Regions from separate parts of the Homo sapiens genome. Here region 1 is linked to region 2. The links are chromatin contacts, found by Hi-C in ENCODE. All regions are on one chromosome and are shown on one strand. Each heading gives the region's core, a stretch centred on a gene start or an enhancer-like site at or near the end of the contact. The rest is flanking DNA. Distances are from core to core; before and after follow the strand shown.

Evidence for each region. A loop is a pair of places that touch in the nucleus more often than their neighbours do. Pooled maps may share reads with other maps.
Region 1: a loop to region 2 is called in a pooled map, with 2.8 times the contacts of the local background. The contact joins the enhancer-like site here to the promoter of RTF2 in region 2. A Hi-C loop is called at or near these places in 2 of 50 pooled maps.

What each region holds. Positions count from the first base shown.
Region 1 is chr20:58,406,415-58,410,503 of GRCh38, forward strand. All of the region lies in intron 1 of VAPB (VAMP associated protein B and C), which reads left to right. Among named protein-coding and RNA genes, the nearest start is that of VAPB, 19 kb to the left of the region's middle. Within about 2 kb of position 1,742, at least 11 of the 41 ENCODE cell types and tissues checked have a DNase peak (open chromatin) inside an H3K27ac peak, as active enhancers do.
Region 2 is chr20:56,467,340-56,471,148 of GRCh38, forward strand. It overlaps RTF2 (replication termination factor 2), which reads left to right and starts at 1,288. Exons shown (of 9, transcript NM_016407.5): 1 at 1,288-1,427. The coding sequence starts at 1,359.

The sequences.
Region 1 (4,089 bases), core at 492-2,991, 1.9 Mb after region 2:
GAAGCTGCTGACCTGGTTGATAATCTCTTATCACTGGTATAGCCACTTAGGTTCTTTATTGAAAAGGAACCAGAACAGATTACACACTAACTGATAAACCACGTTCTACTGTTTCTCATCGTTCACAGATTGAAAATTCCAGTTGGATCATCAAGGTGCAGAATGCTAAACTTGTTCTTCTCCCCTGTTCTGTATCTGGTGTGAATTGGATGTGTTGATTTTCGTATGGAGGCTTTTTCACATGCTGTCATCTCCACTAAAGATGGAACACTTTGGAGAAGTTTTACTTCTGTTGTTAATGACTTTTTGCACTTGAACTGTTAAAACAACTACAACCATGAGAAATTGGGACCCCATGCTATTTTATCACTCATACCCCTAACTTGAGCATATTATCTGTCTTGACTCATCCTGCTTTGTGTAAAATGTGAATCATGTTTTGTCACTCTTCTATTTAGATAGAATTTTATTTGCAGTAGAATATTGCTTATCTTTTTGTTTATTTTTGTGATTACTGTAATCAGAAATTTTGGTCTTTCAAGTAGAGAATAATTACTAGATGTTCGTTAGTCAATGGGATAAAGAATGCATTGAAAAAATTCAGTTTATTAAATCGTCTAAGATCCTTTTAGAACTGATGTAAAATTCATCTGTGAATAATCTTCTACTGCACGATAATATTAGTGCTGGATATAGATAGAATGTATGAAGCCTCAGCTCTTATATACTCCTTTTAGCCATTTTTCTATTACGAAAAAAAATCTAGTGTATTAAAGGAAAGTAGTGACAGTATTTATCTTTAGATGGTTTCTAGTATTTGAAGTTCATACAGAAGCTTTTGTCAGAATTGTACACATGGGTCTTTGTCTTGAGTTAATGAGACCACTGCAACTTTAAACATGTTTTGAGTGATAACCTTGATTTTTATAAATTATACAAGCATGACTATCAAGGCTGGTTTATCAGTTTTCAACAACTTTACAAGTCTGAACAAGTAGAAAATTATTTCAAAAGAACCTTGTTTGGATCTCACATAAACTACAGGTAGCTTTCTGTATATGAAAAAATTTTTAAGTACAGAAAAATACAGATAATATAAATACCCCAGTATGGAGTAACTAAATGTTAATAATTTGTTAGAAGACTCGTTTTAAATCTTTCTTTAATAAAACAAGTAAAACTTCACTAATAATTTATGGCATGTCTGTACTCCATATCTGCTGATTCATACGCCCTCCTTTTTTTTTTGTTTTTTTTTTAACTCCCCGGAGGAATTTAATGTGAACTATTTCCGTTTTTTTCTAGATCACTTAATGTAGTGTCATGGTGTATGGATGACTTAACATGTTTTTGAGACCTATCAACTGTTGAAATACAGATCTAGTTCATTCTTTTAAAGAGTTGTATAGTATTCCTTCATGAGATTTTAGAATTTTTATTGTAAGTAAGAGAATTCTTTATATATTTTCAATTCTGGCCATTCATCTGTTATATAAACTGCAAATATCTTAGTTTTCCAGGCTGTTCCTTACTAACTTTGTATTTTTTTTCAGGTAGCTTTCCTGAGTTTGATCTTAGGAATTCTTAAAATACAGTAGCATGTCTTCCAGTTTAGTTTTCCCACCCATGGAGGTGGTGGCAGGCTGAGTTTTGTTTCTTTCTGCTCTGAAAGACCTAGGAAACTAGTGAATTGAGTAAGCACCCTGCAAGTCTGGTATAGTCTATTTCAATCAAGTTGGCTTCTGGTGTGCCTTTGATGGCATCATCAGTGAGAGTTCTTGGTGTTGATTTCTCTTGCTGCAATAACAGGTGTGATGTTTCTCAGTAGCTGGCTGGCTCCCGAGGATACCAGGAGAATACTTTATTAATTTAAAACACTGCATTCTAAGAGTTCTTCAGGAAAGTTATGTGTCTATGGGTAGGGTTGTTTTTATGTGGTTATTTCAAAATAAGAGCTATACAATCAGGCTTTCTGCTGGAATATTGGAATATAATGTCTGCCATTTAAACACATTGGTTGCAAAGCTTTAAAGCTTTATTTTTGTTTCTAAAGCATTGATTTAATGTGTGAGCTAACAATTCGATCAAGAAAATAGATTTTTAAGAAAACTTCTCCAGTGTCCTTATTCTTGAGTTCATGGTTATTTAACAGCTCACTCTCTTCGAATATCTGTTAGTATGGTATCTTTCATTTTTTAGGGAGGGGGCAACTTTAAAAAAAAACACCATAGAATAATTATGATGAAAGCATTATTGACACAGTGAGCATTTTTAATACCTTCAACCTGTATATAAGCAGCACAAATTTAGAGTGATTTCAGATCCGGGTTTTGAAGTAGGTGTCTGTTTACAGGAAATGCAGCAGAATCAGAGTACAATGACCTCTGAGGAAGTCTCGTATTCATGCAGCATACATTTTTACTATGTTTGTGGCACTGTTCTAGTTTGGAGGATCTGGTGATGAATAGGACAGACACCCCCCCCCCCCACCCCGCCCCCCACTCCATGTGGAAACAGGAAAGGAACAAACAAAATATGTCCTATGCAGAAGATGAAAAGGGTGTAATGCTGGAACAGGAGCAGCAGTAGTCTCAGTATTTATTCACCCAGAGCCTGGATGTGCTTACAGAGGGTGCATAGAGGAAGAATACAGCCATTGTGTGAAGTAGATGGAAGCATGGCATGGCTATTTGTTCATTCAGCAAATATATTATTGAGCATCTGTTCTATGCCTGCAAGTGCTCTAGGTGCTGATGATCAGTAATGAACAAGAGGGACAAAAAAGTCTGTGTTGATGGAGTTTCCATTCTAGAAGGGGAAGATTTACATAAACAAGAAAAGAAATAATGTGGGGATTGGTGCACTGCAGATGGGTATAGAACGCAGAAAGCAATAGGATACTTTTTAATGTAAATAGACTGTCAAAGGGTAAAATTTAAAAATATTAATAAGATATCCAACAGATTTTGCTTTAGAATGTCCGTGTCCCTCCATTTTAGTGTATTTTTCCCACATAGAGAGTCTACTGTATTGAAACCTCAAGCACACTTTTATTGTCTTAACAAAATCCATCAAAAGTCATAGGCTTCTGGAGACAGATTATTACCTTCCCAGAAGGTAATCTTTTTAGAGTTGAAGTGAAATATGGTAATTTGTTTTTTGGAGAGGCTGTGAAAAGGAGAGATACTGTACCTAATTTGTGTTTGCAAGAGTATAAAATAATATAGCTTTTTTTATGCAGAGTGGAAAAAACTGTTGTGAAGCTAATAACTTTAAACTTGTATCTGGAAAGCTGAGACCTGATAGATTATATATCAAATTGGTATACAACTTATTTGGTAACATATATAGGTTGAGTTTCAAAGTATTGTAGCTACATCAGAAGATAAATAACAAAGGAAGGATATGTATTTGTGAAACCAGAATTTCATGAACTCTAGAAAAGGAAGAGGAGCAATCACTTTGCACAACAAAGAATCTTTATTCATATACACACACACACACACACACACACACACACAATACAGATAGATATTTTCAAAATCTCAATAATATTTAATATTAGAAATGTTAAGGGGGATACTACCGAAAGTGAATTAATATAAAAGACCAAATGCTTTTTCCCCTTCCTTTTTTTAAAAAAAATATAGTTTAGAACAGTTTTAGGTTCACACAAAAACTGAGCAGAAAGTATGCACAGAGTTCTCTTGTAACTCCTACCCCACACATGCATCATAACCCCCTCCACTGCCAACATCCTACACTGAGAGGTACATTGGTTACCATTGGTGAACCTACATTGACATGTCATTGTTAGCCAGAGTCCGTAGTCTGCGTTAGTATTCATTTCTAGTGTTGTACATTCTGTGAGTTTTTACAAATGTATAATGACATGTATCCACCATTATAATATCAGAGTAGTTTCAGTTTTACTGTCCTAAAACTGCTCTATGCTCCTTGTGTTCTTTCCTCCCTTAAATTTTATCAACACCGTATTTATTTATTTATTTATTTATTTTGATAACAGAGTCTTGCTCCATCACACAGGCTGGAGTGCAGTGGAGCGATCTTCGCTCACTGTAACCTTCG
Region 2 (3,809 bases), core at 38-2,537:
ATTTTCTGGGCAACTCTTCCCAAGTAAAAAATATTTTCAGCGTTTTTATGTTTCACGTAGGTCAATAGGGTAATATCCAATCATAAAGATCTGCCTTCTTGGCAATGGAGAAATTTTCCCATCATATATATGTACAAATACATACATACATACATACATACATATTAATGACAGAGTCTTGCTCTGTTGCCTAGGCTGGAGTGCAGTGGCATAATCATAAGCTCACTGCAACCTTGAATTCCTGGGCTCAGGCAATCCTTCCTACCCCCTCAGCCTCCGGAGCCGCTAGGACTACAAAAGCTTACCACAACGCCTGGCTAATTTTTCTTTTTCTTTCAAGATGGTGTCTCACCATGTTGTCCAGGCTGACCTGGAACTCCTGGGCTCAGGTGCTCCTCCCGTCTCGGCCTCCCAAAGTGCTGGGATTATAGGCACTTTCCCATAATATTTATAATAATTAAAGGAACAAACAGAGAGATAGACAATCGCCTAAGAGCAGACAGACAATCATGAATTTTTAGCAAGGGATTTGTGTTCTTATAGATAAAATACAGCCTGACTCTTGGAACGGGCATGGCAACATCAGTGTATATTTTATAAGAACTATTATATCGTCTATTAATGATACTTGATTGTTAATAAAATTTTTTTAGCCTGGGCTTCAGGAAACTGTGAATGAAATACACACACGCACAAACTGTATGCAAAATTTCACACACATGCCATCTACAATATGCATGGCAACACCAGAAAGTTCCAGGCCTTAAGGGAGGGTCTTACTTCCTAGAATCTGTTGTAACATCACTTCACAAGATTTGTTGTGAGTGCTTGAGTCACAGTTGGCGCTCAAGAAAGATGCGTTCTCCTTTTAAACACAAAAATGTCCATTGATACAGCAGATTCCGTTCATAGGCATCCTTAATCGCAGAAACAGGAGGGCGGCCCTTTTCCTCAAGGCGCTCTCAGTCCAGGGATGTGCCCGCTCCGCAGCCACACAAGCTGGCGTGGGATAGGGTCAAAGAGCGGTGGATGCGCACGGGCCGCCCACGCCCTCGCTGCCCTCCCGGAGCGTGGGCGAGTGATTCCGATTGTGCAGCAGAAACCCAGGGTCTCACGGGAACGAGGAAACCCGCCCACGCCCAGCCTCCAAGCGACGCTCTCCATGACAACCGGCACTTGGTAACGGCCTCGCCCTGCCCCGCTACGCCGCGCCTAGCGTGCCGCCCCGCCCCGCCCCGCTACGCCACGACCAGCGTGCTGCGTCACGGCGGTGCGCCGGAAGTGGCTGCGGATTTCGCCGGAAATCCCGGAAGTGACAGCTTTGGGGGTTTGCTGCTGGCTCTGACTCCCGTCCTGCGATGGGTTGCGACGGGGGAACAATCCCCAAGAGGCATGAACTGGTGAAGGGGCCGAAGAAGGTTGAGAAGGTCAGTGATGTGGGCCGGCTCTTGGCGACCGGGGGTGGTGGGAATTTGACGACCCCAGAAAACGAGAGGAAGTAAGAAGGGGGAGCCAGCGGAGTTCCAGACCTGGCTGCGGTCTTTTATTCCATTCAGAGGACTCAAAATTAACAACAGTATTAAGAGTGGACATTCAATGGGTGCTGACTATTGCCATTCACTGGACAGTAATCTTAACAGGGGGTATCTCATGTAATTATCACAATAGCCCTATAGCTACATACTGTTGTCCTCATTTTCAGACATGGAAGTTGAGGCTCAAAAGGAGAAATTTGCAAAGCTAGTAAATGGCAGAGCCAGGATTTGAACCCTACCTGCGACTAGTAGCAATAATACAAATACCTAGTGTATACTGAGTTTTGTATACACTAACTTCATTTGCTCAGAGAAGCCTTCCCAAACTGTTCCCTTACCACATCCTTTTATAAACTGTCTTAGCCTGCACACGGCTGTACGTGGTTGATTTGTATCAAGTCTTCCCCGCTAGACGGTAAGTTCCTGATAGCAGAGGCTGTACCCTTTTTTTCTCTGCAACTAGCATGGTTCCTGGCACACTAAATATTTCGAATAAACAAATGAGTGAATAATCCCTGATCTCACAAGTAATCGAGGAAATTATAATAATTTCTTTGCTACTGACGGGGACATTGAGTCCAGGGATATTAAGGTGACTAAGATCACACAGCTGGTAGGTAGTGAAGCCAGGATTCCCATCCACTTATTTGGGATTTCAAAGTTAGCACAAGTAATTACTTTTTAATGATAAAATATTTGTAAAGCACCTAGTAGAGACTTCTTTACAAAAATATTTGTAAAGCACACGTGGAGACTTCATGTATTCTGATTCAGGAGCTGGAGAGCTTGTTTAAAAGGTAAACCCCTTAAGTCACTATTGTATTTGAAGCATTCCAGTGGCTTCCCATCACATTAAGAATAAAATCTCGTCAGACCCTTGAGCAGACCTTGCCTATGTTTCTGACCTCATCTTCTGCCCCTCTCCACCTCTTTCATACTGTTCTAGCTAAACAGGCCTCTTGTTCTTCAACCTGGAGTGTGAGTTCATCAATCTGAAATACTCTTCACTGAGATTGTCACATGATGAGTTTCTTTACTTCATTCAGTTTTTTACTCAAATGTCATCTGTCCACTGTAACTGAAATGTGCCTCACTTCCAATATTCTCTCTTCTCTTCTTAACAGTGCCTACCACTGTGTTGTTTATTGTCTCTTTCCCACGTAGACAGGAACCTTGTGTGTCTTACCTCTGTAACCCCTACCATGTGTCAGCCACATAATAGACACCTAATAAGTATGTGTGAATATGGGAATGAATGAATACCCAAGAGGATGAAGTGTACCCTCTGATCATACGTACATGTAAACAGGCGAATGCTGGATAATTAGCATTCATGAGTGGTTTTTTGGCTTTCACCAAAAAAGTGTTTAGCTCAGTTTTGTTTTCTTGTGCCCAGGGCTGAAAAGGAGTAGCTTAATGAAAGGCTTGACAAGAAACAGGTGTCGGAAGAGGGTAGAAAAGAAGGAAGAGCGATTCAAAAAAGCCAGAATGCCTAGGCAGGATGGATTTTTATTATAACTATTCACACAACAAATGCTTAATAAGTGGTTACCATATATACATTGTTGTAGGCCCCAGGGATATAGCAGTGAACAAGGCAGAGTCTAGCCCTGGTGGAGCTTACATTTCGGATCAATATTGTGAAATCTGCCCTGGTTCCTAACGCAGAGCACCTAAATTCCTTGTAATTTCCTGGGTGACGGGATCATCTTTTGTTCTAATAAGGCAATTATTGGTGGGCTCCTGGATGGGGCCTGGTCACCAGAAACACCAAGCCAAGATTAGAAGCCTGGAACTTTCAGCCCCACCTCACCCCCATCCTTCAGGGAGGAGAAGAGGAATTGGACATGGAGTTAATAATCCATCATGCCTACGTGGTGGGGTCTCCATAAAGATCCCTGAAGTTGAGGGTTTGGAGATTTTCTGGGTTGCCGACAACATCCACATGCCAGGAGAGTTACCCCAACTCCATGAGGACAGCCCTGCACTTGGGACCCTTCCAGATTACTTCTTTATCTGGCTATTTATTTGTATCCTTTAAAATGTATTTGTAATAAATCAGCAATGGTAACTAAACTCTTTCCCCATATCTGTGAGACACTAGCAAATCATCAAACTGGGCGGGGGGATCGTGGTAGCCTTTGATTTATAGACAGTCAGAAGTGCAGGTGACAACTTGAACTTGTGATTGGCATCTAAAGTCGGGGTAGGGACAGTATTATGGGACTGAGCCCTTAACCTTTGGGATCTGAGGCCATATCCAAATAGGTGGTA